Linked DNA regions of Homo sapiens: region 2 is linked to region 1. The links are chromatin loops, found by intact Hi-C in ENCODE. Cell type or tissue: A673. All regions are shown on one strand. Links, peaks and the distances in the headings refer to the core of each region. The heading gives the core; the rest is flanking DNA.

Evidence for each region. A loop is a pair of places that touch in the nucleus more often than their neighbours do. Peaks named below come from ENCODE experiments on the same cell type or tissue, not always from the same donor. Only the 100,000 strongest peaks of a DNase experiment are listed, where the experiment ranks them.
Region 2: it touches region 1 in a loop (12-fold over the local background); 2 of 110 quality-filtered maps call a loop at or near these places.

What each region holds. Positions count from the first base shown.
Region 1 is chr6:40,471,577-40,483,219 of GRCh38, reverse strand. All of the region lies in intron 1 of LRFN2 (leucine rich repeat and fibronectin type III domain containing 2), which reads left to right. Among named protein-coding and RNA genes, the nearest start is that of TDRG1, 99 kb to the right of the region's middle. In A673, for the core only: CTCF peaks have their summits at 5,382 and 8,089 (motif pointing left); a DNase peak (open chromatin) is centred at 5,289; H3K27ac peaks cover 5,315 bases.
Region 2 is chr6:40,561,546-40,573,188 of GRCh38, reverse strand. The region is part of intron 1 of LRFN2 (leucine rich repeat and fibronectin type III domain containing 2); the gene reads left to right. Among named protein-coding and RNA genes, the nearest start is that of LRFN2, 20 kb to the left of the region's middle. RefSeq lists a silencer at 9,705-9,999. In A673, for the core only: no CTCF peak of the experiment used is centred there; DNase peaks (open chromatin) are centred at 3,448, 4,038, 4,168 and 4,648; H3K27ac peaks cover 6,354 bases.

The sequences.
Region 1 (11,643 bases), core at 2,234-10,233:
AGCGTAGCTGGTATTGACACACGTTTTCTATTTTATGCCCCACAACAACCCTTAAAGTAAGTGTTAGGCACCCATTTTGTGGATGAGGAAAGTGAGGTCTGAGAGGTGAAATAACTTGCCAGAGTCAGGCAGCGAGTAAGTGGCTGATGAGTTGTCACAGACTCTTTCTTCTCAACCACCCTGGTGCCTTCTGGGCTTTGGCGGAGGAAGTGAGAGTTCCAAGAACGGGGAGAGGCCAAGGGAACAGAGGGACAGTGGCTGCAGCAGGGACAGGGAGCTGGCAGTGGCGTGGGCACAGCCCCTTAGGCGCCCTAGTCATGTCCGGGAGTCCTTGGCAGGCCTGCACCACCCGGGAGCCCATTACTGTCACTTATCTGCCTGTACTCTGAGTTCCTCTGAAGTCCTCCTCCACTCCAGCCTGAGCCATCCCAAAGAAAGCTGGCCTGGCCAGGAGGGGGAGGCAGGGCCTGGGGTGGAGCTGAGATGGGCAGGGCGAGGGCGGAGGGGTGTGCAGAAGGAGGGCGCAGTGGGGGAAGCTGCTGAGGCTGCTGGAGGGAGCTAAGCGCTGACTTCAGAGGAGCTGGCAGATGTTGCCATGGCAACCACAGACTAGGGACATCTTTGAAAAAGAAAAAAGAAAAAGAAATTTAAAAAAGTTTGGAGGTTTTATTTGCTGTCTTTGTACCCCTTGCCAGAAGGAAAAGTAGAGATCTTGGGGAGTGCTGGAGATGGCTGGGCAGGCAGGTGGGGGTGTGTCAGGGACAGGATTCCCCCAAGGGGAGGATGTGGTTCCACCCCTGAGGATGGTGGAGGCTCCTCCACGTGGTCCCCAGGGGCCTCCAGAACGTAGCATCTTCTCCTGACTCTGGTCCATCCATCTGTGTTCCAGGACCTCTTTTGAGAACCTGGGACCTCTATGGGACTTGTCATCCGGGTCTGGTTCTATTCACGTCCTTCCAAGTGACCAGCAGAGAAACCCTCTTTAGACTTGGGCCCACTGGGAGGAGTGAGTTTCAGAAGCCAAGGTTTCCCATGTTCCATCCTCCCCACCCCTCTCTGACAGTAGCTCCTTTTCTACATGGCAACTGACAATAACACAAAGGGCAAAGGGATACAAGGGCCAGCCCCCATGTCACACTGCCTGGCTGCAGAACCCAGCATCCCTTCTAGCTGCTTGGGCAAGCTAGGTAACTGGTAACTGCTCTGTGCCTCACTTGCCCCCTTGTGAAATGAGGACAATGGCTAGATCCAGCTTACTGTGTTGCTGGAAGGATTAGACGAGTGAACATATGTAAAGCACTTAGAACAGCATCATTGCATGGTCTGGCCTGGTGCTATAGCATTTCAGCAATCTTCAACTTTAGGGCTGTGAAACTGAGGCTTTGGATGACAGGGTTGTGGGACTGAGTCTTCACCCTTCATCTCCTGCCCCCGGGCACAGGAACCTCTCAGATCTGAACACTGCCCTTCTGCTAGCCTAACCTCACCCAGGGAGCATTTGGCACAGTCACTGGGCAACTGGAAGGGACAGGCGAGCCCTATCCTTAGGTCTGCCTTCGTGGACTATTCCCTGGTCTTACATGTACACCAGAATCCTGGGGTCTCAGTTTCTCAAAGGTGCCTTCCATACCCAACAAGAAAAATAAGCAAATTCAAAGCAAACTGATTCTGATCCCCGAGATAGGACTTATCTGTATTGATGAAATTCTGAACCAGGGACTGCTTTTCAGTAAATGGTTTTCTTTTTTCTTTTCTTTCTCTCTTTTTTTTTTTTTTTTTTGAGACAATCTTTTTCTGTTGCCCAGGCTGGAGTGCAGTGGCACAATCTCAGCTCACTGCTTACTGCAACTTCTGCCTCCTGGGTTCAAGTGATTCTCCTGCCTCAGCCTCCTGAGTAGCTGAGATTACAGGCATGTGCCACCATGCCTGGCCAATTTTGTATTTTTTGTAGAGATGGAGTTTTACTGTGTTGGCCAGGCTGTTCTCAAATTCCTGACCTCAGGTGATCCTCCTGCCTCCACCTCCCAAAGTGCTGGGATTATAGACGTGAGACACTGCACTGGGCCCAATAAATGCTTTTCTTCCTTCAAAACTAAAGCCCCCAGAAGATTTACATTCCAGAACAGACCCAGATGCTTGTCAGGGGCCCATCAGCAATTGGTGACTCCCTCAAATTAGCATGGCACTGGTGATTAATATATAAGCATTCTAGAGAGATTCTCTGTGGATGTTTAGCCCAGATTTTTCTAAGCCTTCCCTCCAGATGTATAGGTGACATTATTTTAGGCTCCATCTTAGCTATTATGAATTTCAGAATCATTAGGTTTTGCAGTTAAGTGCCCAGTCAGCAGTCTGATATTCCTTTAAGTCACAAATAATAGCTACCATTTAATGAGCGCTTGTATTCCACCTGGCCCCATATGCGACATGGTGACATGTAATATTGATAAGTCCTAATCACAACCCTCCCTGCAGGCTAGGGATTTATTCTTATTTCCAGGGGAGGCATGTGGGGCCCAGAGAAATAAGAGACTCATTTAAAGCCACACAGCAAGCAGGGCAAGGAGTCAGGATTCAAATCTAAGACTGCCCAGCTCCAAAGCATAATCCCTGATGTACATGGTGGTTAAGAGTCTGAACTCCATTGGGTGTGGTGGCTCATACCTGTAATCCCAGCACTTTGGGAGGCCGAAGCAGGAGGATTCATTGAACCCAGGAGGTCGTGACCAGCCTGGGCAACATAGTAAGACCCCCATCTCTACAAAAATTTAAAAAATAACCGGTGTTCTGGCACATGCTTTTAGTCCCAGCTGCTTCAGAGGCTGAGGTGGGAGGATCATCTGAGCCCAGGGAGGTTGAGGCTGCAGTGAGCCATGATTGTGCCACTGCCCTGCAGTCTGGGTGAAAGAGCAAAACCTCATCTCAAAAAAGAAAGGAAAGAAAAAAGAAAAAAAGCCTGAACTGAACTCCTGGCCAGACAAGTGGAACCAAATCCCAGCTTCATCAATATCTAGCCATGTAAATGGAGCCATCTGGCCTCCATTTCCTCATCTGAGAAACAGGGATAATAATACCCAGTGCTGTATAAAGAGTAAATAAGTTAATATATGCAAAGTTCTTAGAAGAAAGCCTGGTATACAACAAGCATTAAATCAGTGTTCACTTTTATCCTTCCTACTAGGCCATGAGGATTTCGTATAAAGACGTGAAAAGGGGAAATAGATTCGTGTCTGCATTCAAACATCAATTCTCAGGAATCCTTGACATTTTCCTAGAAGTAGGCCTTAGAAAAAAATAACAGGCTTTAAGCCAAAATTATTTTTTCCAAACTTATTTCACAGCAGCACAGATTCTTAGGGCTGGCAGGGCCTTGCGTGCTGGAGAGAAGGAGGAACGTGGCCCAGGCTCCATCCTGGCATGGTCTTCAAACCCCCAAATGGAGCCCATGCCTTGTAGGTGGGCTCTGTGGTGACGACAGGGGAGCCAGCGGCCCTGAGCCCCAAGCCAGTCCTGCCACGAACTTGGCTGGATTCCTGCTGAGTCTCAGCTTGCTTATCTAGAAATTGAGGATCTTCCTTCACGTTGTTTTAGCAAAACCCACTCAGGATTATGCTTCTCCCAGGAAAGGGGACCACAGCAGGAAAGAGACGGGAGGGAGGCTCCTGGAAATTTTAGAAAGTGAGACCCAGAAGGGATCTTAGAAAGTTACTTAGTGGTAACTTAGCAGAAGTAGCTTAGCTGCTCCCCATTTTACTGATAAGGAAACTGAGGCCCCAGTGAGAGAAAGCGACTTGTCTAGTGTCAGAGCTGGCACTAAAACCCTTGTGCCTTGTCTTGTAGGGCCAGTGCCCATGGCACTGCAGCCACTGTCAGCTCAGGAGTGGGAAGCCCTCTTCTGAGTGGTGGTTGCTATGACTAGGCTGGAGGACAGGGAGTCTCCCCAAGTGTGCTTTGGCAAGAGGTTGGGAGAGACATCGCTTCTATTAATTGTGATGAAGATGATGGTGATAGCTGTAACTTATTGAGTGCTGGGTACCAAGCATTCTAAGAGCTTAATATTCACTTAACCTCCTGCGGTAGGAACCATTATCATCTCCCTTTGCAATGAGAAAACTGAGGCACAAGGAAGTGAAGCAAATGCCTAAGGCTTTCTATCTGGTTATGTGTGGGAACTTGGTTTTAAGCCAGACAAAATTTCCGAACCTGTGCCTCAACTATTTGCCTATACCAACTCCTCAGAGTATAATTTTGTACATTTCCAGTCCCTAGAAGCCCAGAGAAGGGAGTGGTGCTAGATTCAATTCAGTTTAACTTCTTTAGTTTATTTGTTGAAACCTACCATGTGATCAGCTGGATAGCCAAAACCACTAGCTGGTTCCAAATTAAATGTATCAATAGAAAATGTATTTCAGAATGTGGCCTCACACACTACACATATGTGCATGTGTGCATACACACACATACACACATGCACATATTGGAAAGGACTGAGAGCATGGTCAGACAGGAAGGAAACCAAATTCAGGATGCCAGAGTACCTAGCTCAAGCCCTGGCTCAGCTACTGACCAACCCTGGGGTACTCAGCAGGTTAATTCACCTGCTCTGTGAGGGGTGGGCTGTCTATACCATTCACCCTTGGATCTCCAGTTGCTCTCACTCCATCAGTGAATGGATTATTTCCTCACTGCTGCTTTCCAGCTGTGTGACTGTGGGCAAGTTGCTCAACCTCACTGTTCCTCAGTTTCCCCCATGTGTATAATAAGGATACTAATTGTACTTACGGGGCTGTTGCAAGGATTAAATGAATGTATAAGGGGCTTAGAGCTTGGCACAGAGTAAACATATACAAATATTAACCATGGTGGTGGTGATAATGGTGGCAATTAATATTATTAGCACTTTTTGTCTATTTGTAATTTGTAAAATGGGCCAATAATAGCATTGGTCTCCTAGGGTTATTCTGAGGACCAAATAAGATGATAGCACAGAGTATGGGCTCAGACCCCAACTCAGGGGTGGAGACAGGAAGAGAAAGCATGTACAGGGCAGCAGGGCACACAGCCATTCCATCTGAGAGGAAGAGGATGGCAGCAGGGGTGCGTCCTGGCATAGCAGGGGACAGGACATTACATCCCCTGGTGCCGGCTTATCCCTGTGGCTTCCCGCCCTGATGCTGCCACTTTGCACATGTGATCCAATCAACTGTCTCTTTAATTATGACACGGAGGAGAAGCCACAAACAGGTTTACCATATTCACGGTTTGCTGCGTCTGTGTTACATCCGGTGTGCATGTAAACAACATCTTGTGGCATTGTCTGATAAATTAAACATCTCTCCTTCCCGAGCTTGGAGAGGAGCGTCGGGTCTCTAAAGAGGGGCACGGATGACTCACCACCATGGCGCTAAAGAGCTTTGCCTGCAGCTCTTTCAGCAAAACACTCTGGAAGGAGCAGGGAGGGGAGAACGCGCTTCCAGCTGGGGTCTCTTTCCTAGGAGGAGACAAGTGGGACAGGATGTGCCCAAAGCTGGCTGCTTAGCTGAGGCCACCAGGGAATTGTTACTGAGGGAAATGGAGCTAACTCTCGCCCATTCCTGCAGCGCCTGCTGGGAAAGCAGGTGATGTGCTGGGAAAACATGCACTCAGCGCCATTCTGGAGCCTCATTTGACCCCTGCCCCAGCCCACCAACAAATCTTTATTGAAAGAACCTGATTTATAACTCACTGTGGCCATCCACTGGCTGTGTGACCTTGTGAAAGACACCTAACCTCTCTGGGTTTTGGTTTTCTCATGGGACCACAGACAACGTAGATAACCTTGTTGAAAGCAGGCAGCCAGGTGTCACCATCCCTTGAGATCCCCATCAGCTCTAGGAGCCATGACCTCTTCCCAGCCAGCCTTCGAGGAGAGCCCTTGACTCAGGAGATGAGCCAAAACTAAGACATCATGAGAACAAAAGGCAGACACTTCTAATTAGAAAACCACCACCAACATGAGTTACTTCCACCCCTCTGATCATCAGACTCACCTGAAGAGCCTTTTAAAAAATATCCAAAATACTCTGGGTCCCATTCCCAGAAATCCCGATGTAATTGATCTGCTGGAAGCCAGGCACTGAATTTTGTAAAACTCCTTGTAAGTCTAATATGTGGTTGGGATTGGAGACTGCTGACCTAGATAATCCATTTCCTGATCATCAAGAGTCGAAGGTGAGTTTAATTAAAGGAGAAGGTGGGAAGAGACTCTGGGGAACTAGATGCCTAAGCTACTTTGTAGCAGGCCTGAGATATTCCTTGGAGTCCAGCCCAGGCAGGCTGGAAATAGGATGCCACTCCTGATTCTACTTGCCAGTGAGTGTGAGCCGGACTGGGGCAGAAGATGTCCATTGGGCCACCAACATCCGAGGCCTGTTCTGGGCTGTGGGTCACGCCTGCTCTCAGGATTGCCCCAGTGTGGTGGCGAAACAGCCAAGTAAAGTGACGATGAGAGGAAGGCATTGTATCCTCTTCCCATGGAGCCTATGCTGGGAATTAAGGGGAGCAGGCAAGTGGAGAGATTAACTCTGTCTGGAAAGTTATAAAGGAGGGCTTCTAGAGACCAAGAGTGTTGAGCTTTGAAGGGTGTATACAAGTTTGCCAGGTGGAAAGCAGGGAATGGGAAACAGCAAGTTTGACCTAGGGGCTACCCCTGCTAACTCAGCACCTATGGGGTTCCCCGTGTACCCAGCTCTGCACCAGGCATTGCTGGAAGTATGGATGGGTGGTGATGCATACACACAAGAGAATGTGGGCCCTGCCTTTCTTACAGTGAGGTTGGGGAGACACAGGTTCAAAGGGAATTCAAGACGGTTTCATACAAAGAGAATTTCTAGTGGCAGCTCCTAATACATCTGTGTTATCAAAGAAAGTTTCTTGGAGGAGATAAGTCTGGAGAAACGTAGCGGCAGACAGAAGGCAGACACCAGCCCAGATAACTTCAATAAATGTGGGGAGGGGGAAAAGGCCTTCATACTTTATAATCCAGGTTCTGGCATGGCCCTGAGTGTGGATGGGGCATGGAAGGCCCAGTCTGACTAAGGTACAGGGTTGTGGCATGGGCTGAACGGAATCAGGCCAGGCTGGAGCCCAGTAGGAAGGGGCTTCCTAGGCCACGCTGGGCCCATCAGACACAATCTAGCCTGGACTACATTCATCCTTATACCAATGCAACCATAACATATAGCTTTTAATATATATTTTAAGGAGGAAAGAAACTAAAGGAAAGTCACACCACCACTCTAGGGCAAAACACTTGGGTGGGATTCTAAATCCTTGGATGCTCTTTCAGGTCCTACCTTTAATTAGCTGTGCATCCTTGGCCAATTCACCCATCCTCTCTGAAGCTCAGTTTGCTCTTCTGTAACCTGGGAAGGGTAGACCCATCTCACAGGCAGCACATCCCAGGAGCATTGTCAGCCTGGACTACATCAAGCATGGTGCCCCCTGGAATTGTACAAGGTGGAATGGCCAAGAGTGAGAAGTCGACAGAGTAGGAAATGTGAAATTGCTTTAAAAGCAGCTGTGAGAAGAGCTTAGTTTTAGGGGAAGGGATGAGGGCTCCCTTCCTCAGCCTCATCATCCCCATTCCATGTACATCATAACATATCTTTCCACTGAAACAAAAACAACTTCTCAGTTTCCAGTGCTGATGGCACAACCTATAGAAGCTGTCTGTGCACCCCTTGAGCACACATCTCATGACACCCCACCAGCCCCTGAGGCCTGGGACCTCGTTTTGCCCTCCCCACACCTTCCTCGCCTGCACACACACAGCTTAGCATCATACAGACGGTGCTTGTCTCTAGTACGGAGTGGAATCCCTCCCAAGCCATCCCCCAAGTCCCTCCTTTTCCATTTTTCCTCCAGGGGCCCTACTGGGCTCACATCCTTGTCTCTCTTCCCTGCGATGCTCTCAAGGTCTGGCTGCCATCTCCAAGCAGAACCGCTGCATCAATTGTCCTTTGTTGTACTTCAGTTGGTCAAACACATAGGCTCAGTGCTGGTGCCCAGGCTGCAGCTGGCTTGCTATGGAGCAAGGGTCCTCTGCCCCATCTCAGAGACTTTGGGGCCATACTGACCCCTGGAGGCTCCTCCTGCACATATGGGGTGCACTGTGGCTGTTTACTCATGAAGCCCTAGTCTCCGACAACCATAAGAGTGAGTGTGGCTGGGGCTGTCTCTTCAGGACCACCCTTGGGATGGTTGAGGTCATTGTCCTTGAAGACCCAGAAAAGCACAGGGTTTTCTAGCATCATTTTCTTGTTTTAAGAAACAGAAGCTGGAACCAAAAGAGTGTTTGTGATGGAATAGCAAACTCCAAATGATAATTTCACTTGGAACCTTAGAATATGACCTTATTTGGAATAAGGATCTCAAAATGAAATCATTATGGGCTGGGTGCAGTGACTCACAACTGTAATCCCAGCACTTTGGGAGGCCAAGGTGGGAGGATCACTTGGGGTCAGGAGTTCAAGACCAGCCTGGCCAACATGATGAAACCCCATCTCTACTAAAAATACAAAAATTAGCCAGGTGTGGTGGCATACCCCTCTAATCCCAGCTACTTGGGAGGCTGAGGTAGGAGAATTGCTTGAACCCAGGAGGCAGAGGTTGCAGTGAGCCCAGATCGTGCCACCGCACTCCAGCCTGGGTGACAGAGTGAGACTGCATCTCAAAAAAACAAAACAAAACAAAACAAAAAATAAATGGATTAAAGTAGGCCCTAAATCCAATGCTAGTGTGCTTATAACAGACAAAAAAGGAGAAGAGACAGGCACAGAAAAGACAGCCATGTAAAGACAGAGGCAGAGACTGAAGTGATCCAGCTACAGCCAAGGAGCACCTAGGATTTAAAGGAGCCACTAGAAGCTGGAAGAGGCAAGGAAGCAATCTTCTCTAGAGCCTCCTGAAAGAATATGGGCCTGCTGACACCTTCATTTCAGAATTCTGGCCTCCAGACTATGAGAGGGTAAATCTCTGTTGTTTTAATCCACTCAGTGCATGGCTATTTGTTATGGAAGCACCAGGAAACAAATACACAAGGCTCTCGACTTACCTGAGAAGGTGCCCAGGTTTCCCCCACTATACCTATTAGACCCTGTGGGCCTGCCTGAAAGCCCCACATCTAAAAAAACAACGACCCTAAGACCATTTTGCATGACTGTGTTCCTGCTGTGTGCCAGGAACACCTGGGTGTTTGCATTCCGGTGAGTGAGGAGGCATGTGTGCGAGGCAGTGTGTAATAGTGGTTAAGGGCATGGTGGGTCCAGGCGGCCAGTTTTTAGTTATGTATCCCTGGGTAGGTGATGTAACTACTCTGCCTCAGTTTCCTCACTGGTAATATAGGGATGATATGTTCTCACTCATAAGTGGGAGCTGAACAATGAGAACACATGGATACAGGGACAGGAACATCATACGCCGAGGCTTGTTGGGGGTTGTGGGGCAAGGGGAGGGAGAGCATTAGGACAAATACCTAATGCATGTGGGGCTTAAATTCTAGATGATGGGTTGATAGATGCAGCAAACCACCATGGCACATGTATACCTATGTAACAAACCTGCACGTTCTGCACATATATCCCAGAACTTAAATAAAAAACAAAACAGGGATGATAATAGTAATGCCCACCTTCTGGGGTGTTGTGAGGGTTTAATGAATTAGTATCTATAGCACCCTGGGAACCATGCCTTGTCCTCTGGAAGAGTTGGCCATGACCATTTCCCCCAATGACTGGGAGTGGAAACGGAGGCCTGGGGGGCTATGTCACATCCCCAACATGGCTAGAAGATGGCTGGGCTGGAGTTTAAACCTAGGTTTTCTTGACTTTGAAGCAGAGGCACTTTCTAGTCTGACACACGCTGTCTCCTTTTCGGGAGCTTCCTGGAGACATGACATTTAAGCTGGGAGGAGGCAGGATGCTACCTGAGACGCTTCACAAGCAGTCTGGCTGAGGCGTGGCAACTGGGAGCTGCTTGTCAGTTTATAACCACCCCTCCTGGCTGCCATCCAGTAGAGTGGGGCCCTGGAGTTTGGCTGGGGCCCAGAAGATCACCTATCTTGGGGAGCAAGAAGGTAAGAGGAGGGATCTGGAGGCGTGGGAGAAGAGATGTGAGCTGGATCCCGAGAGGCAGGGATGAGGCAGGTGTGTATTTTGTGTCCCCTGTTCCAGCATCTCGCCCAATGAGACCCATTTCCGAAACAGCCAGAGAAACAGGTGGTTCAGGAGCTCCTGACGGATGCAGCCCCGAGTGAATGAAGGGTGTGAATGCCAGGGTGGGAGAGACAGAGATGGGAGGTTCCAAGCCAAGGAGAAACACACTCACTGAAAGTTCAGAGCCAATACAATGCAGTTTAGGGAATGACATGGTGCCTACATGTCAGCCTGCCAAGGTGCCTGAAAGGTGAGGCAGCAGGTGCAGGCAGGAGAGAGGCCTGGGGAGAAAGGGTATCAGCATGTCAAATGCTGCTCAGAGTCAGGTCACATCCAGGGCTCCCGTAGGATCTCCCTGGAAGCATAGGATGCAGCTTCTGAAGTGGCTTGAGCCACACCAGCATCAGGAGGAGGGAAGTGCACAAATCCAGCTCGGCTTACACGGGGTGAATCTGAATGCTAGCAGGTGGCGAGGGTTACCCCACAGGCCCCCCAAGGTCATTTGGCAGGATGCCCGGGAAGGCTTATTAGGCTGAAAATGCCCAAAGCAGCTTCTCTGCTCTCTGCACTCCTAAATCCTCCCACTTCTTCTGAGTTGCTGCTGTGGCCAACAGCAGAGGGTCTTCAGATGCCAACTCAGCCTACAGAAAAGTGAGAAGTTCAGGCAAGCAGTGAAAAGTGTTGCGAGAATAAATCTGCAGACTCCTGGTTTTTTCAAAGCCCCACCTGCTGTGGGTTTTGATGGAATCGACCAATTGTCTTGACCTGGAAACACCTATCCAGCTCTGGGGAGGAAGCCAAATAAGAGAAACTGAAGGGGCTGGAGGGAAGGTGGAGGGAAGATGAGGAGCAGAGACAGAGGGAGGGGACAGTGCAGGGGTTGACCGGGGAAGAATTCAAGTTTCCTATAAGTACAACCTGATTGTCTTTATTTCCGTGCATGTGCACACACACACCGGGGAGCTCATGTTTAGGACCCTGCAAGTGGGGCTGGGGCATCTATTTGTTATTGGGTAATGCAAGTCACTGGGTCCCTGTGACTGGGCCCTCCAGCATTTGGGATACCTGGGGCATGAGGTTCACTAAATAGGTGTGAATAAATAGGCCCTCGCTGCTTCTGGGCACTCAGGCACCCTCTCAAGGGGCTTGCTTTGCAGTGTTGGGGTCCCCTGCTTACCCTCTTCCTTCAGGGAACTATATATCTGGTTGTGGGTATGTGGCAAGTCATCCCAGAGAAGGCACCTCTCTTAGTGTAATACAAAGTGAAATCCTTCCTGGCTGGTCTGGAGGATGGATACTGGTCTGAGTGGCCTTTCTGGTTGTGCAATCAGAATGAACAGGTACTTGCAGTATTAACTCATTCCATCCTCACTGCAACGCTTTGAAGGCAGCACTGCCATTGTCATCCTTCTAATATAGTATTGGAGTTGGGGGTGGCTGCAGTGAGCCA
Region 2 (11,643 bases), core at 1,432-9,431, 91 kb before region 1:
ACTGAGGCTCAGAGAGGCCAAATTCCTAAGCTAAGGTCACACAGCTTGTAAGTGATGAAGGCAGGATTAGATTTCATCAGGAGTTCTCAGCTGATGCTTCTCACTCTTGTTTTCGTGTTTGATAAATGGGCAGGATGCCTCCAGTCCTTTTCAGTTCTGTTCAAATTCATATGAAGTTTATGAGGTCTCAGTCATCACTGGGGCGGCTATGCAGGCAGCAGGTTTGGCAGGACATGGGCTCGTGCAGTCCTTTGGCTCCAATATTCTATTTGATGTAGTTGTCATTATCCGATCCTTCCCCCAGCAGGTAGAGGAGGCACCTTGTTGCAGAATGAACATGCCCACCTGCTAACAGCCCATCTGCTGACTATAGGAGCCCACCAGCAGCCCCAGGGTTCTCTGTGGACTTCCAGCTCTCACTCCTTCCACTAGCTGGGGATTAAACATAGAAAAGGCTGCATTCTCCTGCTTGGGCAGCAAAGATGCTATTAATGCCAGGCTGGCTTCTAAGGCAACTAAATAAACAGAAAGGACAGGGACAAGAGTCTATAAATTCTAAATGATGTTCAGGAAAGTGGCCTGGGCCCCAAGCCCCATAAAACCCAGGCAGCCTGCTGGGCTGGTGGTGCTTTATTGGCCCCTTCCTCTGCTGCGGGGTCATATGCCCATCAAGCCTCCCACTTGTAAGGTACTTTTTCTCTTTAACTTCCAAACACTTCCCATAGTAATTAGCATTTCATGGTTGTCTTTAAGCCACTCATATGGCTACATCACTCCCCCATTTAACAGATAGGAAAACTGAGGCACACAGGGGGCTAATGAACTGGATAATGGCCCGGGTCCCTTGATGCTGATCTAGAAAGTTCTCTCTGATGTTCATACTAAGTAAGCACTTACTACATGCTGGGCACTGTTTTAAGCCCTTTGTACTTATTATCTAATTTATTGCCCATGACAACCTAAGGCACAGGTACTGTTATTTTAACTATCATCTCTACGTCCTAGTGAGGAAACTGTGATATAGAGGGTTTAAGTAACTTGCTCAGGCCCACACATGTGATAAGTGGCATGCAGGGATTTGGCCCTACACCCTCAACCATCACGCTGTTAGCAAAGCGTGGGAGCAGAACGGGAGGAGGGGTAGCTGCTGTCCTGAAGGGCCTGGTTCTTTGCTTCTTCCCAGGAAACCTGTTTCGGAGCCCCCCCTGTTTTGGAGACCCTGTGCTCTGGGCAGCTTCAGAACCTCCAGAGAGACATAACTCAAGGAGCAGTGAGGGCAGGCGAGGGGCTGGGCAGGTCGATTGAGAAGTGCCATGGAGACAGCACCAGGCTGGGAGTCTGGACACTTGCATGGCCACACCAGCTCCGCCACCAACTTGTTGTGGGGCCCTCAAAGGCTCTTCCCCCTTTCCTGTCTCTGATTTGGATGGAGGTGGGGCATCACATGATTTGGGGATCCACCTGCTGGTGGTGACGGCAGCAGAAAGGAGGGCCACAGAGGCTCCAACATCGGACCTGGCCCTGCCCTCACTGTCAGAAGTGCAGACCCACATTGGGTGCCCAAATTGCCTGCTAAAACCTGGGCTATTTAAAACACCCAGCGCCACCTGGAATCTCGAGGTTCCGCTACTTTGGGAGGACTCTGGGTTTCAGCTCCCTCCCTCCCCATTGCCCTGCCTTATGGGGTTTGCTGGGGGTTAGGGAAATGATGGACCTTGGCTGCTGCAAGTTGTCTGCAGTCCAACACTGCTTTCCCATGGTGGGTGTCAGAGGAGGGGCTCTACTGAGGGCTGGAGTGGTGCAGCATCCTCTTATTCTGGCCAAGGTCTGTGAAGTCCCCAGATCAATGAAGGAGAAAGAAGAAATTCTTCAATGTGTTGCCAACCTAACCAGCCTTGCATGATTCCATTCAACTCACTTGCAGTTAACAGATGTTTACTGAGCACCTAGTATTGGTCAGCTGCTAGGTGACAGAGGCTAGCTAATTAGACTTAGTTTCTGCCTTCAAGGGTCTCCCAGTCTGGTGGGGAGGCAGAGAGGTAAACAAACAATTATAATGCACCATGATGGTCCTGTGACTGGAGGCAGGAGCCTGCAGTGCTTCCAGCAAGAGGTGATTCCTCTCCAGCTCTGCTTCCGGGGCCTCTTGCTAAATGGCTGCAGCACCCTCTTGAATGGCCCCATTAAGTTCCTCTAGGCCATTCTCCCATAGACAATGCGCACACCTTGCTGAAGATGTTTCAGTGCATTTAGAGTAAAATCCTAACCCTTTAGCTGGCCTGCCAGGCACTGGCCCTGTCCATTTCTTTACCTCCTTTGTGCCTTCTCCCCATGTCTAGCACCCTGAGGGAACCATGAACATTTACTAGAAAAGATCATGTTCTTTTCCACCTCTGGGCCTTTGCATTCTGCCTAGAACACCATTTCTCTACAGTCTGCATGGCTGGACACTACTCGTCCTTCAGATGTCAGCTTAAATATTGCTTTTAGGGATGGCCTGACCACTCCCACTCTAAAGTTTGGCCCCTTGCTGCTCTCACTAAGAGCAGCTTCCCCCGGCCCCATGTGTTCCTTTCCACACTCTGTATCTGCTTGTTGGTTTATTGCTTCTCTCTTGCAGCCTGTGAACAATGTGGGGCAGGAATGGGGAAGGGACAGGGCGGCCCAGGGTTAAAAGTGCAGACTGGTGCTTAGACTGCCTGTGCAGAAATCTGGCTGCACAACTCAGTGCTGTGTGACTCTGGGGAAGTTGCTTTATCTCTCTGTGTCCCAGTTTCTTCATGTGTAAAATGGAAGAAATAATAATACCTGCCCCCACAGAGGTGTGGTTTGGGCTAAATGAGTTAATATATGTAAAGCACTTAGAACAGTGTCTGGCACATGGCAAGTGCTCAATAAATATTAGCTATCATTATTATTTTTATATCCACTGCTTAGAATAGTGCCCAGCTCAATAAATATTTGATGATTGGCTGAGACACCTGGGCTGAATCTTCAAGGAAGTAGTTGAGGGTTGGTTAGAGAGAGAATGGTGACTCTTAGCCCTGGTTGCATGTTGGAATCACCTGGGGGGCTATAACAAACACTGATGCCTGAGCCCTACCCACAAGACAGTTGCCAGGCCATTGATGTTTTAAAGCTTCCCTAGGATTCTGATTCTAGGGTTGAGAACCACAGAGATGGGGAAGGGAGACATTCACAGCCCAAGAACATGGTGCAGCTGGCAGTGCCATGCTGGAGGGAACGCAGAGGGTGAGGCAGGGGCAAGGGAGTTGAATGGCAGCACAGGAAGTCAGGGCCGGACCTGAGACGGCCCTGCATGCTATGCAGAGGAGCTTAGTCTTGGTGGGGAAGTTGATAGAGGCCCTGGAAAGCTTTTAAGCTGAGAATGACATGGTCCAATTTGCCTTTAAGGAACTTGGCCTAGGTAGCTGTGTGGAGGATGGATTACTGCGAGTGAAATTGAAGGCATGGAGATCAGAATGCAGAAAATCTTCTGCCACAGTGAGAGCAGTGCGGAGCCAGGCTTGAACCAGGCAGATGACTTGCTGGTCCCCAGTTTAATTACTTAATCCTCCTTGGCATGTCTGAACAGTGAAATCTGGGCAGTGCGGCATTACACCTGGCCGCTCCTGCCCCCAACCACTATGCCAAACGGGTGTCACTCTGGGCTGATATAAACCCCATATGGTCCTGACCATGGAAAGGCTTTTCCTTCTGGTTTCTAAGCCAGACTTCTGAGTCTCAGTGAAGATTCTCTAGTCCACACCCTGTTGGCCTCTGGGGTTCTTGTTTCAACCTGGAAATCCCTCCCAGGCCCACTTCCTCATTTATGATCCCTGCCCTACCCCCTGAAAGCCCTGAGGTCTAAATGCCTCGAATGTACCAACTCTCCCTTGGTTCCAGGCCAGTCCTCCCTTGAAACAATAGGCTCCCATCCTCCAGGGCTTCTCCCCCAGTGGAGGCTTAAATATAGTCTCAATCTTCTGTTGCCTGGATTATAGGTGGGGACTCATGCTTCCTGCCTCCCAGCTCCCTGGCTACCAAGCTATCTCTCCCTAATTGTTCAATTTTCTTCCCACATGAAGCTGTGGGTCCCAGAGCTGCCTTTGGAAGGCAGGGCTCTTGACAGAGTGACCCATGTCCTTCCCATTGTACCACACCATTTATCCTCGCTTGGAGGCAGTGTAAGTGGGTGCTCCCGTCTGGTTCTGTGTGGTCTTGGGCAAGTCATCTGATCTCTGCGTGTCTTAGTTTCTTTATCCGTTAGAATAGAGGTGAAAATGGGGGAGATACAAAATTAGCCGGGCATGGTGGCACATGCCTGTAATCCCAGCTACTCGGGAGGCTGAGGTAGGAGAATCACTTGAACCCAGGAGGCGGAGGTTACAGTGAGCCGAGATCGCACCATTGCACTCCAGCCTAGGCAACAAGAGCGAAACTCCGTCTCAAAAAAGGAAGGAAGGAAGGAAGGAAGGAAGGAAGGAAGGAAGGAAGGAAGGAAATGGGGGAGACGTTTAGTAACCCAGTGACACTGGGAATAATCACAGGTTTGAATTGGCCATCTGACTCAGAGGATACAGTAGGCTTTAATTTAGCACTGTGTTTCTTAGCATTAGCGAGGCATTTGGAACAGGACAGGAAACAGAGCACACGTAGGATCTTTATCTTCGTCTTGTGGGGATGCCTGTAAGCCACCCACATACATAACTTTTTTTTGCCCCTCACCCATGTGGGCCATTTTGGCTGCTGTTGATAAAACCTGAGAACCGTCTAAGAGTCTCCTTGATGCAGAGAAGCTGCTGTCTCAATTTCCAATATACCATCTTAGACACATAGATCCCAGGCCTGCATGCCAACTCACAGTTCCCCAGGCCCACAGATCAGGGGTTTCACACGACACAGGGCAGACACCACAGTCCACATGTATCTTAACTGCATTGTGGGAGGGCAGGCCTGGGGTTATTTTCCCAGAGAGGCCTAGGCCAGCCCAGGCTGCTGTCAAACCTTGACTGAGGCTTAGTTATCTGTACATATTTCTCTTAGGAGGAAGACAGTCAGTAGATTGCTGTCAATTCACACAGGTAAAACCCAGTTTATAAGAGAGAGAGAGAGAGAAGAGAAGGAAGGGGGAAACTGTAGACCGTCTGGGAAGAGTGAATTTTGTTTGTACGTTTTGGGGGTAAATTGATCATCTGGCAGCTGGTAGAGCTATTAGTTTGGGCATTCCAGTTCTTGAGCAGGCTGTTTAGGGGCATTGAAGAATGTGATGGCAGTTGTGGGTTTTCCAGCAGAGCCTTAGGAGTTCATCTGTGGGGTATAGTCTCTGTAAGATGCCTGCTGGTGCCGCCTCACCAGCACCTCCGCTTTAGCCAGGCCAGGTCTGCCCCTTGACCCTGTCAGAACTCCTCAAGGTAGGCTGCTGTGGAATTCAATGGGTAACGGAGTGCCTAGTCCTCTAAAACAGTGAAGATCAACAGCAAAGTGCTTGTATACAAACATGTCCATAGTCAATGCTCAATGTAAGTTCTAATTGCTATTCTTTCCCTCTCATGGGTTCCACCTCTGTTGGCTTCTCTGGCTCTGTTGCCTGGTGTCCCATATCTTCTCTGGAGCTGAGATTCAGAAGTGGAGAGGAGGAAGATGGGGACACAGAGAGGAAGTCAAGGATCAAGACAGCTTTGTAATCACGTGTTTTAAGGAATGAAGTGGACAGGTTGCTTCCCTTATGCTCTTTAGGGACTGGGGTTGAGGGAGATTTATTTTTGCTCTTTCTTTTAGCCAAGGCAGCATCAGTCAGAAGGGCCTCCCACCTCATAATTTTGTCCTATTGGCTGGAAGCAGGCTGTGTCCGCCATTTTGATTTTTCTCCCAGCTTTGGAGGAAAACTAGAAACCCAGAGAAAAAGTGCCTTTTTCTTTCCTCATTGGAATCCAGGGAAGAGGACCTTGGTAGCAGGAGACTGTTCCTTTCCTGAGTGGTTCCAACCCTTTTCTCCAGGAAGCTAGGTAGGCTAAGTAAGGGAGGGAGTCTCAGGCTGACCTTGGATCCTGTCAATCCCAGGGACTTGCAGTATGACCTTGATCAAGTGTCTTCTCCTCTCTTTAAAACTGTTTCCTCATCTTTAAAATTGGGGGATGTAGGGGCTACAGACATAATATTGTAAAGACTCTAAGGAAATGGGCCTTCCCCTTCCTACTGTCAACATACTTTAAGTGGTTCTCTTTAAGCTTGCTCTTGAAGATCATCATACCAAGTTTTGGCTTGAATATAAATGTTAGGGATTTCTTTTATTATTATTATTATTATACTTTAAGTTTTAGGGTACATGTGCACAATGTGCAGGTTTGTTACATATGTATACATGTGCCATGTTGGTATGCTGCACCCATTAACTCGTCATTTAGCATTAGGTATATCTCCTAATGCTATTCCTCCCCTCTCCCCCCACCCCACAACAGTCCCCAGTGTGTGATGTTCCCCTTCCTGTGTCCATGTGTTCTCATTGTTCAATTCCCACCTATGAGTGAGAACATGCGGTGTTTGGTTTTTTGTCCATGTGATAGTTTGCTGAGAATGATGGTTTCCAGCTTCATCCATGTCCCTACAAAGGACATGAACTCATCATTTTTTATGGCTGCATAGTATTCCATGGTGTATATGTGCCACATTTTCTTAATCCAGTCTATCATTGTTGGACATTTGGGTTGGTTCCAAGTCTTTGCTATTGTGAATAGCGCGGCAATAAACATACGTGTGCATGTGTCTTTAAAGCAGCATGATTTATAATCCTTTGGGTATATACCCAGTAATGGGATGGCTGGGTCTAATGGTATTTCTAGTTCCAGATCCCTGAGGAATCGCCACACGGACTTCCACAATGGTTGAGCTAGTTTACAGTCCCACCAACAGTGTAAAACTGTTCCTATTTCTTCACATCCTCTCCAGCAACTTTGTTTCCTGACTTTTTAATGGTCGCCATTCTAACTGGTGTGAGATGGTATCTCGTTGTGGTTTTGATTTGCATTTCTCTGATGGCCAGTGATGATGAGCATTTTTTCATGTGTTTTTTGGCTGCATAAATGTCTTCTTTTGAGAAGTGTCTGTTCATATCCTTCATCCACTTTTTGATGGGGCTGTTTGTTTTTTTCTTGTAAATTTTTTGAGTTCATTGTAGATTCTGGATATTAGCCCTTTGTCAGATAAGTAGGTTGCAAAAATTTTCTCCCATTCTGTAGGTTGCCTGTTCACTCTGATGGTGGTTTCTTTTGCTGTGCAGAAGCTCTTTAGTTTAATTAGATCCCATTTGTCAATTTTGTCTTTTGTTGCCATTGCTTTTGGTGTTTTAGACATGAAGTCCTTGCCCATGCCTATGTCCTGAATGGTATTGCCTAGGTTTTCTTCTAGGGTTTTTATGGTTTTAGGTCTAACATGTAAGTCTTTAATCCATGTTGAATTAATTTTTGTATAAGGTGTAAGGAAGGGATCCAGTTTCAGCTTTCTACATATGGCTAGCCAGTTTTCCCAGCACCATTTATTAAATAGGGAATCCTTTCCCCATTTCTTGTTTTTGTCAGGTTTGTCAAAGATCAGATGGTTGTAGATAGGTGGCAATATTTCTGAGGGCTCTGCTCTGTTCCATTGGTCTATATCTCTGTTTTGGTACCAATACCATGCTGTTTTGGTTACTGTAGCCTTGTAGTATAGTTTGAAGTCAGGTAGTGTGATGCCTCCAGCTTTGTTCTTTTGGCTTAGGATTGACTTGGCAATGCAGGCTCTTTTTTGGTTCCATATGAACTTTAAAGTAGTTTTTTCCAATTCGGTGAAGAAAGTCATTGGTAGCTTGATGGGGATGGCATTGAATCTATAAATTACCTTGGGCAGTATGGCCATTTTCACGATATTGATTCTTCCTACCCATGAGCATGGAATGTTCTTCCATTTGTTTGTATCCTCTTTTATTTCATTGAGCAGTGGTTTGTAGTTCTCCTTGAAGAGGTCCTTCACATCCCTTGTAAGTTGGATTAATGTTAGCGATTTCTATAATGATTTGGGATCTACGTCCTCTGCTAGATGGTCCTGGCTCTTATACATCCTGCCCTCCAATTTTTCTTAGAGTTTGGGAAAGTCTAGAAACTCCAGATCAGTCTTGTTGAGGCTTTCAGTTGAACTGACAGGCGTCCTGATGGTGTGTTTCTGAGTCTTTGTCTCAAATGGTCAGAGCTTTGGTACAGAGCAGTCTGACTCCATTACACAGGTGGAGGGGCTGCTTTATGCAGACTCCTGTGATGGTGGTGGAGGAGGCTGGGGGGATTTTGGGGTTGGAGGATATGATCACACTGATGGTGGAGATGGGTATTGTGGTCATGGTGTGGGCAATGCTGGGGAGGTAGGTAGGGCATCATGGGCTGTTAAGAAGCATTTTTACTATGAGCAATGGAGAGGCACTGAAGGATTATAATTTAAGGGAAAGGAACCCAGATTTACATTTTGAAAAGATCACTCTAATTACATTGTGGAAAACTGATTGGAGGATGGTGAGAGTGGGTGTATTAAGAGAGCAGTGGAGTAGTTCAGGAGAGAGATCATGGTAATTTAGATTATAGTGGTGGGGATGGATAGAAGTGTGCAGGTGCTGGACCTTCTTAGGTGGTAAAATCAACAGGACTTGGTGATTAGATGACACCTTGATCCCACTGGGGGAGCTGTGAATGTGAAGGAGATCTCAAAGATGAACTTTGGGTGTCTGCCTTGGGCAGCTGGGTAGATGGTTCGATTGTAAACTCTATGACAGCAGGAACTTAATTTTGTCTATATGTATCGCCAGGTGCTGAAGCAGAAAAGCAGCACCTAGCACATGCTAGGTCCTCAATCAGTGTTGGTTGGATGACTGTTACTGTTAACTCTTGGTCATGAACATGACAAAAGGTATATATTGTAAGCTGTGGTCCCCATGTTTGTGTCCACCACTGGACATGAAACACTCTTGGAGTTGGCTCACAGATGGCTAATATAGGGGCCAGACCTAAGACTCAGCTGAACCCACATTGGAACCCTAGGTTCTTCCTTTACTGATTGTATGACTTGGGGAAAATTAGGTAACATTCCTGAGCCTCAACATATTCAACTCTAAAATGGAGATAAAAAGAATGCTGACCTTACAGGGTTATTATTAAATGAGATAATGTTAGAAAGCACTTAGCCCAGTGCCTGGACCACGGTTGGTAAGTGCAGTGGTGATCATTTAAGAAAATAAATTACTTGTACTCTGAATCCAGCACCTTGTGGGCACACAAGGTCTGTCTGTGGAGTAATCAGGTGGTGAAATGAGAGAAGGGGTGGTATCCATGGTAATCGTAGTGCTAACAAGGACAGGGAAGTTATTGAAGACCTTGATGACAGGGCTGGAAATTGTGGGGAGGCTGAAGCTACTTCCACATCTGTCTTATCATCTTATTGTTTCTACCTTGATTTCTATTCTTGTTTCTTGGCAGCCCAGGAAATGAGGCTGTTTGTGACATAGCCCCCAGGACTCATGGCAGGCCCTCAGTGTTGAGGGGGAAGGCAGAATGTCTGGGGACTCAGCTGCTTCCATATCTACCTTCGCCTCAGCTGAATCCCAGCTTAGTCACTAAAAACAGTGTTTTAAAAATAGCAACAGGTGATGTTCATCCAGATGGAACCCCCTAAAAACAACTGCTCCCTAATGGTCTTTGCACTGTGATAAATGACTGTGGATTGACAGGGAGCCCCTGGCAGCTGCTGCTCCCTGTGCCTTTCCTCCCTTTGATGAGAAAGTGAATATTCAGCAAGCCTCAGGACCCTGGAGGGCCCCCCAGAGGAGGAGGCAGAAGGAGCTCATTGGCCCGGCAGCTGTCCCTGCTGCTGTGCTTGTGAGTCTAGGCAGGAGAGAGAGAATTATAAGTCACAGACACGGAGCAACTGAGCGGATGCAGAGAGGCAGATATTTCCAGAGCAGAGCGGAGAGAGGAGCCCATTTGCACCTGGGTTATCTGTGGGTATCATGTGTGTGCACGGAGGGGTCTCTACACATGCAGTCCCTCAAGCCACCTGTCAGCTTCAAGTCAACTCTCAGGAAGACATGGGTAAGGCTGAAAACCAGCTAATGGGCAGTCAGCACTTAAGGAAATCTTGAACATAGCTCTCAGGGAGACATGCTTATAACACTCCCATGCACAGACACACACAAACTGACCCCCACACCGCCATGGCCAGCCCCTACCTCAGATTCACCTGCAGCCTCTTGAGAGCCACAGCTACAGGCAAGTCCCAAATCTGGCCCCTTGGGGATAATAGAGTGTGTGTGTGTGTGTGTGTGTGTGTGTGTGTGTGAGTGAGTGCACGCACATAAGCACGCTCACATGTGCCTTTGCATGTACCATGGAGGCTTAGGAGTCAATTTCTAGGAATGTCTTCATCTCCATGCACAGACAGAAATAGGCTAGGTTTCTTTTTAGAGCTTTCTCTAGCTGATTAATATGTGTGTGTGTTGGCAGGACAGGGAGGCCCCATCCCTGCTGCTTCTCTGGCGGCTAAGGGTCCTTTAAGTTTTCAGAGCAGCAGAGGGAAACTCCCATGAGCTCTTGCTTCTGGATGGAACTGCAGGATCCTGGCAAAATGGCCCAGTTTTTGGGTGGACCCCATTTTCTCTTGGGGATGTGAAATTGGAAACGTCATCTCTTCTCTCTCCCTTCTCTCCCCCTCCCTTTGCTCTTCACTGCCCTGCCCTCCCCCTGTACCGTACTTGTTCACCTGACCAGTTTCTATATTCCTACTCATCCAACCCCAGGAAGCCTTCTAGGGCCCTTAGGTCTGCATTAGACAGGTGCCCCTCCTCTGTGGTCCTTAGGCAGCGTGTACTTCCCCAAGCCCAGTAGTTCATTGCGTAGTCATGGTTCCTCCTTCCGTCTGCCCAATCTCTACCTGACCCTAACCACCATCCACAGGAAGCCTTCTGTGATTGCTATAGCTCAGCCTTGCCCACAACTCCATCTCATTCATGATCTGTACCCCTCATCTGCCTCTTATCATGTGTTGATTTTTAAATGATCCTTCTCTATCACTTTCCATACGCCCAAGTTGGACTGTCATTTTCCAGAGAACAGATTCTATGCTCTCTAATCTCAACTCCATTCATTCAGTCATTCATTCGGCACATACTTCTAGAATACCTGCTATGAGCCAGACACTGGGGCCGTGGGGCTGAATAAGACTGATGGTTTTCTGCTTAGGGACTCCTTGACTCCTGGTCATCATGGTGGAGGGGGAGATGCCTAGGGTTCCCTGAGGCCTGAGCAAGGAAGCCTGAGCCTGGGGTGGGCCTCCCAGGCCTGCTGTATTCTACCCGCCTCTCCAGCCCTCTGGAGCTTGTTGTCATGAGAATTCTCCCTTCCTTCCTGACTCTCCCACCAGGGATAGGTGTGGATTAAGCGGGGCTCCTGTTTTTCTAGTATCTAAAAAGGCTGTGCCTCCCTTGCTTTTATGTCAGCTTTTCCATGCTGAGTAAGTTTCTATCAAACTCTAGAGCTCAGGCACCTTCTGTGGAAGCCCAAGAAGAGAGTAACCAGTGAATCTCTTTGCTCCCTAGTACCCCATGTACTGACAAGATCCACAGCAGCCAGC